Regions from separate parts of the Homo sapiens genome. Here regions 1 and 3 are each linked to region 2. Evidence: chromatin contacts called from ENCODE Hi-C or POLR2A ChIA-PET data. All regions are on one chromosome and are shown on one strand. The core of a region is the stretch at or near the end of the contact, and the rest is flanking DNA. Distances in the headings are between cores, read along the strand shown. Region 1 overlaps CAMK1D (calcium/calmodulin dependent protein kinase ID). Region 2 has its middle 68 kb from the start of CDC123. Region 3 overlaps CAMK1D (calcium/calmodulin dependent protein kinase ID).

Region 1 (2,913 bases), core at 256-2,755, 370 kb after region 2:
CCTCCCAAAGTGCTGGGATTACAAGCGTCAGCCAACTTTCCCAGCCAGGAGTTACTCTTTTTAAAAGGTAGGCACAGGCCTTTGTGAGGGATGCCCTGACCCTTTTGCAGTGGTTTGACTCTTTGAGGCCGTGGTCCGTGGAGTTTGAAACCTGCACAGAAAGAATATTTCCCGAGTCTGGCACCACCTGGCTTTAGTCAGAGGGATCACCTGAGCTGCTCCAGTCCTCTCTCAGCGGCTCCTGGGGAATTGGGAGGGGGGCTGAGGCATGCTGGTGAGATTCAGGGTGCACTGGCATCAGCTCACAGGAGTTTTTTCTGTCTCTTGAAGAGTGACTTTCAGTCCCATCCTGGGTAAGAACAGCTGTTTTGCATGTTGCTGAGTAATTTCTTTGCAGGTCCTTGTGTCCTAGCATCGTCCTTTCTCACCTGCCTTTATTCTGTTTCACGCTGCACAGTATGGAGTGTGCAGTGATTCATTGGGGAGAGAAGAAAATAAAACCAAAAAGCCCATCTGCTTTGTCAGGAGACACCTCCAAACACAGATGCTCCCTCATCCTCCTACAGCAGCTGTTTTCAGCCACACCTCTGGGCTCAAGCCATCCTCCTGCCTCTGCCCCCAAGTGATCATCCTGTTGTCCCACCCATTGTCCCGTAAGCAGGAGTTCAACAGGGACAGAGCGCGGGGTGGGAGGTGGCTGGAATCATCCCATGGCTTAGTGGTGTGGGGACTAAGGAACTATTGTTCCCTCTCCAGCTGGAGCTGCACATCCATTTTCTGCTGTCAGATGCCATCCATGTAGGAGATGCTCCTTCCAGACAGCCCCCCAGAGCCGCCTGGCTGACCTTCCACTCCCGGGCTGAGTGTCACTACGAGTCTTGACTTTCTCGTCATGCTGGTGTTTCACAACCTTGTAGCTAGAGTCCGGTGCAGCTTTTCTTCCTGCCGGCCCATCAGCTTTCGCTTCTCTCTGCCGCTGGGAGGCAACATCTCGGGGTTCTCCAAGGGGAGGTCTCACCTTGAATGAGTCTGGCATTTTGAGGTCATGATGGTGGCCGGGATTCTGCCCATGTTCAGTGGGACTTGGGTGGCAGCACAAGCAGATGAGGCTTGGTTTTGTTCCATTCTTTGTTTAGTTGCTCACTCATTCCTTCATTTGGCAGATGCCATATACTGTGCTGGAAGAGAGGATGCAGCCGTGACCCAGACAGACAAAGTCTCTGTTTTGATGGGGCGTATGTTGGAGAGTGGAGGGGCAGGGACAGTGGATGATCAACAAGATAATTTTGGAAGCTGATAGGAGCTGTGGGGAACATGAGAGAGGTTGATGTGGGGTGTGGTGGAGGAGGAGAGTTTGGGGGCTCGGGAGGCCTTCCTGTGGGTGGCATAGTGAGAGCCTGGGTATACCTGCCCCGTGGCTGCCCAGGTCTGACCCGGAATCCGGTTGTGTTGGATGGTACCACTGAGAATCGTCATTTCCTGGGACTTCCCATCCGCTTTTCTTGAGAAAGTCACTGCCCTTTTAAGTTGCTTGTTTGTTTTAGTAAACGTAGTCAATGAAGCAGTGAGTCAGTGCAAAACTGTTCAGATGTCACCGATGGGAATAGGTTAGATACAAAGTTGTGTTCATTCACCAATGGCTTGTTGAGTACCCCCTAAGCCCACGGCGCAGTGCAGGAGCTCTTAGATTCAAAGAACTCTGGTCTGGGGGAGGGTGGAGGTGTGAGGATTCCTTTAGAAGAGAGAAGGGACCCACGCCATCTTGCTGGGGGGGAAGAGGCCCTCTGCCTTTCAGATCTATCGGTTCATGGCTTTGCAAATATCAGTATTTGCTAAAAATGAGGCCTACAGATTTTAATGTGGCAAAACGGATTTTATTTCTGAATGTTAACCAAGTTGAGGTTAGGAGTAATGATCTGCAGTGCGAAAAGGGGGTTTTTATCTTATAATGATTAATTCTTTTCTTCCTTCCCTTCTAAAAAAAATGTGATTCCTGATAAAACCTGATGTTTCACTTTATATTTAAATGATACTCCATTGAGCATTTTATTAGTAACAATTCAGTACTTAAATTGCATATTTCAGTTATAAGAGACAATTCACTAGGCTTGCAAGAAAACTATCCTATTTAAAGTAGGAGAAATCTCCCTCTTGATTACTGTGGAGGTTTCTTCATCTAGACATTTTAAACACTTTCCAAACAGTCCTTGCAGTTTTTCTTTTGTATTGTGGCAAAATACACATAACATACAATTTACCATCTTAGGCATTTTTAAGTATCCAGTTCAGTGGCATTAAGTACATTTCACATTGTTATATGATCCTTACCACCATCTGTCTGCAGAGCTCTTTTCATCTTATAAAATACCCTTGGAGGTTTTCCAGTTTCTCTTGCTAGCAGGTATGTTTTAGTTAAGGCAATATACCAGGTTTAGTTAAGGTGCTATACCAGGTATTTTACACATAATCTGATTGAATTCTCACCATAATCCTCTAAGGGGCATATTATATATGTGGTTTTTGTTTTGTTTTGTTGAGACGGTATTTTGCTTTGTCACCTGGGCTAGAGTGCGGTGGCACGATCATAGCTCACCGCAGCCTTGACCTCTGGGGCTCAAGCGATCCTCCCACCTCAGCTTCCTGAGGAGCTGAGACTACAGGTGTGTGCCACCACACCAGGCTATTTTTTGTATTTTTTGTAGTGACGCAGTCTCACTCTGTTGCCCAGGCTGGCCTCAAACTCCTGGGATCAAGCGTTTCTCCCACCTCAGCCTCCCAAAGTGCTGGGATTGTAGGCCTGAGCCACTGTGCCTGGCCTTATATGCAGTTTTCGCCAATGAGGAAACAGACTGAGAGGGGTTGAATAACTTGTTTGAAGTTATACAGCCAGCAGATGTCGGAATGGGCATTTGG
Region 2 (3,047 bases), core at 458-2,957:
CAGCTGCATCGTTTACATTAAGATTCATGCAGACAGCTCTGGTTAATTCTTTCTCAAAATAAAAACAGTTAATAGACAAACCCAAACCTCAGGTTCATTTCAGGTTGTCTGTCTGAAACCAACCTATCCATGACTATGTCTGGAAAAATTCTCTTCCCTTTTAAACCATTCAGACATGAGCTGGTACAACATAGTCTTATGGCTTGAACCTCTAGATGAAGGTTTTTTTTCTCAAAGAAAGAAAAATAATTTTTGTTTTTGTTTTTTGAGCCAGGGTCTAGCTCTGTCGCCCAGGCTAGAATGGAGTGGCACAATCTCGGCTCATTGCAACCTCCACTTACTGAATTCAAGCAATTCTCCTGCCTTAGCCTCCTGAGTAGCTGGGACCAAAGAGGTACACCACGACATCTGGCTAATTTTTGTATTTTTAGTAGAAATGGGGTTTCACCATATTGGCCAGGCTGGTCTCCAACTCCTGACCTCAAGTGATCAGCCATCTTGGCCTCCCAAAGTGCTGGGGTTACAGGCATAAGCCACTGTGCCCGTACATAATTCTCATTTTAAAAAACTTTTTATTTTTTATTTTTGCAGAACTGTCAAACTCCTTCCTCAAATTTTCTTCCTATTTTATGATTGCTGACTTTGGGGTGGGGGAAGTCGCAGTGAATATTTATTAACTGTTAGATCCAATGGAACATGTGTCATGGACTCTTTTTCAACTAAGAAGTGGAAGCTGAAGCTGTCTTTCTTTTTTGATTTTAAAATTTCACCTTTATGTTAGATTGGGAAGTACATGTGCAGGTTTGTGACAAGGGTATATTGCGGGATGCTGAGGTTTAGGGTGTGACTGAAGCCCTCATCCAGGTCGTGAGCACAGTAACCAACAGGTCGTTTTTCACGCCTTCCCCTCTCCCTCCCTCTCCCCTCTGGGAGTCCCCAGTGTCTTGTTCCCCTCCTTCCGCCCATGTGTACCCTATGTTTGGCTGCCACTTAATAAGTGAGAATATGCGGTATTTGGTTTTCCGTTTCTGCGTTAATTTGTTGAGCATAATGCTGTTTTCTTTTTTTTCTTTTAGACAGAGTTTCGCTCTTGTTGCCCAGGCTGAGTGCAGTGGTGCCATCTCAGTTCACTGCAACCTCCACCTCCCGGGTTCAAGCGATTCTCCTGCCTTAGCCTCCCGAGTAGCTGGGATTACAGGCGTGTGCCACCACGCCTGGCTAATTTTTGTATTTTTAGTTGAGATGGGGTTTCATCATATTGGTCAGGCTGGTCTCGAACTCCTGACCTCAGGTGATCCACCTGCCTCGGCCTCCCAAAGTGCTGGGATTACAGGCGTGAGCCACCGCGCCTGGCCATGCTGTTTTCTTAAACTAATCAAAAATAGTCTAAATACTGTACTTCACAGAATTTGTAAGGCTGGAAGAATCGGCCTGTGGCTGCTTCCAGCCTGGGAAAGGGATGGGCCACAAGATGGCGCCGCGCGTGCGGCGGTGAAGGCCGAGGCCGCCAGTGCCAGGTGGATGCCCGCCCTCCCCCAGGCCCTCAGGCCACGAGCAGGGGCGGGGGCACGGCTCACGATGTCATTTACACCGAGACAAAAGCCTAAATTGCTCCCTGTGCTTTCAGTGACCTAGGCCTTCCTCTCGTATTCTCTTTCTCTCGTATTCTCAAGTGTTTCTAGAAATGTGCTCTGGAGACATCCCCAAGCCAGTAGCTCCTCCCTCATTCTGAGAAGGCGGTTTAGTGCAGCTGGTCTCTGAAGGCATTGGGTGTTTTCCCCTCAGCTCCCGAGGGACAGCGTGGGAGGGTGGTGCTCTGGGCCTTCTCTCTACCATGCTTTGTTGTTGTTGATTTGTTTAAGCGCCAAACACTGAGTTTCCTTAATGTACCTGTGGGAAGATCAGTGGCAGAACTAGCAGAGGCTGTGTCCGGGCGCGGTGGCTCGCGCCTGTAATCCCAGCTACTGGGGAGGCTGAGGCAGGAGAATCGCTTGAGCCTGGGAGGTGGAGGTTGCAGTGAGCCGAGATCACACCACTACACTCCAGCATGGGTGACAGAGCGAGACTCCATCTCAAAAAAAAAAAAAAAAAAAAAAAAAAAAAAAAAAAGAACTAGCAACAAGCAAAGGCTGTGTTGCTTATGATACTTATTCCTGACAAAGGAAGGATGAACCTGAACTCTTAAATCTAAGGTGTTACCGGAAAGGGGTCCCGATCTAGACCCCAAGAGACCCTCGCACAAGAAGGAATTCAGGGCGAGTCCATAGAGTAAAGTGAAAGGAAGTTTATTAAGAAAGTAGAGAAATAAAAGAATGGCTACTCCATAGATAGAGTAGCGCAGGGGGCTGCTGGTTGTCCATTTTTATGGTTATTTCTGGATGATACGCTAAACAAGCGGTGGATTATTCATGCCTCCCCTTTTTAGACCATACAGGGTAATTCCTGATGTGGCCTTGGCATTTGTAAACTGTCATAGCGCTGGTGGGAGTGTAGCAGTGAGGACCACCAGAGGACACTGTCCTCGCCATGTTGGTTTTGGCCACTGTTTTACTGCAACCTGTTTTATCAGCAAGGTCTTTATGACCTGTGTTTTGTGCGGATCTCCTATCTTATCCTGTGACTTAGAATGCCTTAACCATCTGGGAATGCAGCCCAGTAGGTCTCAGCCTTATTTTACCCAGCTCCTGTTTAAGATGGAGTTGCTCTGGTTCAAACGCCTCTGACAAAGGGACAGTCATTTCACCTCACACATGAAAGCAAACCTAAAATTTTCTCTATTGGAAGTTCAATCTTGGCTAAGGGCATGATTTAGAAATCAAAGGAGTCTGACCTTCACGTGGTTTTGAACACTTGTGGAAAGGTAGCTGTGGGAAGGGACGTAGCCTTTGTAATGCAAGAGGAGAGAATGGGGTGTGGGGCGTGTGGCCCAGAAATGACACAGAACTCTGACAGCACTGCCCGGTTGCCATGTAGCTAGGTAAATATTTGCAAAGCACCTACTGCTTCTCCGGACTCGGGGCAAGTGTCTACTGGGCATGAAACCATCT
Region 3 (3,265 bases), core at 444-2,943, 480 kb after region 2:
TTTCGTGGAGGTGCCACATCAAGGGAGAGAGACAAGATCAGAAACCGGGAGATGGGCCAGGCACAGTGGCTCACGCCTGTAATCCCAGCACTTTGGGAGGTGGAGGCAGGCGAATCACCTGAGGGCAGGAGTTTGAGACCAGCCTGGGCAACATGGCGAAACCTCATCTCTACTAAAAATAAAAAATCAGCCAGACGTGGTGGCAAGTGCCTGTAGTCCCAGCTACTCGGGAGGCTGAGACAGGAGAACTGTTTGAACCTGGGAGGTGGAGATTACAGTGAACTGAGATCATGCCACTGCGCTCCAGCCTGGGTAACAGAGGGAGACTCCATCTCAAAAGAAAAAAAAAGAAAAGAAACTGGGAGATGGAGCTGGAAAGGCAGGTAGGATGGACTGATGAGGCTAGAGAAGCTGAGAGTTTGAACAAGACACAAATAGCTGAGCCGAGGCAGTTCAAGATTTTGGGAGGCAGTGCCTCTTTTGGAGAGATCTCTGTTTTGTTTTTGTTTTTTTTGCATAGGACAACACATTCCATAGTACTGGGTACTGAGTTGAACCTAGCATAACAAAAGCGGTCACTCACATCCCTTTGGTTGAGGACTTTTTAGTGCACCACCAATATTCATCTCATGTGCCAGTGGGAGTTAATAATCATGAGCTAGCCAGAAGTTTTGAATGAGATTTGGAATTTCCTTAAGCAAGGCAATTTCAGATAATTGGTGGTTCCTGGACTGCCTAAAGGAAGGGGATTTTCCACATCATCCTTTTGATGGAAGAGACTGAAAATGTTGAATGCACTCAAATTCTCCTCTATCTGTGACTTTAAATCATTTAATCACCAAAATCTTATCATCCTCCTGCCTCCAGGCTTTCTAGCAGAGGGTGCAAGTGTATTAAATGAAGGAAACGCATGGATTCTAAATTCAAACGGGGGTACAGAGTTTCCTGTCTTCTCATCACCTCTCTGAGAGCCTGAGTACTCTCAGATTTTCCCATATTCCTTTCTTCATGCTTAGCAGAGACCACATGCTCTTGTAACAGTTACGAACCGCCGGGTTAGACCTAAGTTCAGCAAATCCCTCTGCACAGATGGGTAAATGCATCTCGCAGTCCTTACAGGACAGCCAGAAAGGCACTGACCACGCTGAACCAGGCTCCTGACCCTGAGATTCAGGGACAGCGAGGGCCGCCCTCTTGGCTTGCCTTGCTCTGTTTCCATGGACAACAAATTTTGTATTGGCTACAGTCTGTGAAACATCAGATATGTTTTCCCTAGAGTTTGTGGTGCTTCTGTTCAGGGAACCTTTTGGTTTTCTTATTTCTTATGAAACATGTTCAGCATTTACAAATGTAGAGAGAATATGTCAGGAGCCTCTTGTCTTAGGTCGGTTTCCCTGGAAACAGCCTCTGAAGCAGAGGTTTGGGAGCAGGTGGTTTTCTTCGGAGAGTCCCCAGGATACGCATCTGCCGGGAAGGGAGGGAAGCAGGAGAGGGCCAGGGAAGGGAATTGGGCCACAGAGCAGGCTCAGCAAGGCCTCAGCCATCCCAGAACTTTGGAACTGAGACGGCCCTGCAGGGATTTCTCCTGCTTTGGGACAAGGAGGGAGGATGGACATTTACATCCTCTCATTGTCTGGATGTGAGCTGCTCCTAGAGAGGGATCTTTAGCTCTCATGTGCTAAAGGTGAGGGATTCAGCTAAGAGCTGGCCTCAGCCAACAGTGCCAGCATCTGGGGTGTCCTGAAGGGGAGAGCAAGGCCACACCCAGCAGCATCCCCTCCACTGAAGGGACAATGTCCACATAAGGCCCATCTTGCCCTCTCTCTGCCTACGCCCACTGCTTCCCTTTGTTTTTGTGTTTTAACACGTTTTTGAGGTGTATATATATTTTTAGACAGGGTCTCGCTCTGTTGCCCAGGCTGGAGTGCAGTGGTGCAATCATAGCTCACCACAGCCTCAAACTCCTGGGCTCAAACCATCCTTCCACCTCAGCCCTCAAGTAGCTGGGACTACAGGCATGTGCCACCACGCCCAGCTAACTTTTAAATTTTTAGTAGAGACGGGGTCTCACCGTGTTGTCCAGGCTGGTTTCCAACTCCTGGGCTCAGGCAATCCGCCTGCCTTGGCCTCCCAAAGTGCTGGGATTACAGGCATGAGCCACCACGCACAGCAGAAGCGTAATTTATGTACCATAAAATTCACTCATTTCGAATGTACAATTGAATGATTTTCAGTAAATTGGCCGAGTTGTGCAACCATCACCTGAATCCAGTTTCAGAACGTTTTCATCACCCTAATGGCACACACACCCTCTTTTTAAAATTATGTCTGGTAGATTTTGAAGCAAATCACGTGAGCTGAGGTTTCAGCTCAGTGAAGTTCTTAGCTTGAAGGGCTCTTTAGCTGGGAATAATATGAGCGAGTGAGGTGCCATTGAACAGTTATTTGAGATCACATCATAGAAGATCTTGGGAGATGTAACTAACTAAAAGCTGTTTCCAAAGAGAATGACTCCAGCTCCCTGTGTTAAGTGGTTTATTCCCCGAGGTCGTCTAAGAATACCACATCTGACAAAGAGCTCCATGCTTTAGAGTTCTTCCAGTTTATTCTTCAAGAGGAGAGCCCGCGTCAGAGACGGGGACTGTTTAAACACATATGGATGTGCGCAAGACAGCAGGTGTTAAAAGAGGAAGGGTGTGTGGGAAAGGAGGCATAGCTCTGATGAGAGGTCATCTTGGTATGTCACCAGAAAAGAGGAAGAGTAAAGACAAAGAAGATTGAACAAGAAACCAAGACAAGGCTGGGTGCCGTGGCTCACGCCTGTAATCCCAGCACTTTGCGAGGCCGAGGCAGGCAGATTGCTTGAGGTCAGGAGTTTGAGACCAGCCTGGCTGGCCAACATGATGAAACCCCATCCCTACTAAAAATACAAAAATTAGCCGGGCATGGTGGCAGGCACCTGTAATCTTAGCTACTTGGGAGGCTGAGGCAGGAGAATCACTTGAACCCAGGAGGCAGAGGTTGCAGTGAGCCAAGATTGTGCCACCGTCCTCCAGCCTGGGTGACAGGGTAAGACCCTGTCTCAAAAAAAAAAAAAGAAAAAAGAAAAAAAGAAAAAGGAAAAGAAAGACAAGGGAAAACTAGGCTATTTCTAAGGTCGTATAAAAATTTGCCTTCATTTGTCACATTTCTGCTCCTGTTGATGAAATAATGGGTCTATAAAAAAAGGGAAGAATGCACTTAAAAAATAGGTATAAATCACATA

What was found. A loop is a pair of places that touch in the nucleus more often than their neighbours do. ChIA-PET counts read pairs that join two places held with the same protein, here RNA polymerase II (POLR2A). Pooled maps may share reads with other maps.
Region 1: a map with no recorded cell type shows a loop between it and region 2 (5-fold over the local background). The contact joins two enhancer-like sites. A Hi-C loop is called at or near these places in 2 of 168 maps with a recorded cell type or tissue (GM11168 and GM13977), 4 of 37 single-sample maps with no recorded cell type and 8 of 50 pooled maps. POLR2A ChIA-PET finds 5 or more read pairs at or near these places in 2 of 52 experiments (OCI-LY7 and activated B cell).
Region 3: a loop to region 2 is called in a map with no recorded cell type, with 6 times the contacts of the local background. The contact joins two enhancer-like sites. A Hi-C loop is called at or near these places in 1 of 37 single-sample maps with no recorded cell type and 2 of 50 pooled maps. POLR2A ChIA-PET finds 5 or more read pairs at or near these places in 2 of 52 experiments (HEK293T and activated T-cell).

What each region holds. Positions count from the first base shown.
Region 1 is chr10:12,633,811-12,636,723 of GRCh38, forward strand. All of the region lies in intron 2 of CAMK1D (calcium/calmodulin dependent protein kinase ID), which reads left to right. Among named protein-coding and RNA genes, the nearest start is that of MIR4481, 18 kb to the right of the region's middle. Within about 2 kb of position 1,506, at least 2 of the 41 ENCODE cell types and tissues checked have a DNase peak (open chromatin) inside an H3K27ac peak, as active enhancers do.
Region 2 is chr10:12,262,869-12,265,915 of GRCh38, forward strand. No RefSeq gene overlaps it. Among named protein-coding and RNA genes, the nearest start is that of CDC123, 68 kb to the left of the region's middle. RefSeq lists silencers at 822-871, 1,442-1,501 and enhancers at 1,309-1,847, 1,722-1,821. Within about 2 kb of position 1,708, at least 24 of the 41 ENCODE cell types and tissues checked have a DNase peak (open chromatin) inside an H3K27ac peak, as active enhancers do.
Region 3 is chr10:12,740,263-12,743,527 of GRCh38, forward strand. All of the region lies in intron 3 of CAMK1D (calcium/calmodulin dependent protein kinase ID), which reads left to right. Among named protein-coding and RNA genes, the nearest start is that of MIR548Q, 17 kb to the left of the region's middle. RefSeq lists enhancers at 1-147, 148-647. Within about 2 kb of position 1,694, at least 8 of the 41 ENCODE cell types and tissues checked have a DNase peak (open chromatin) inside an H3K27ac peak, as active enhancers do.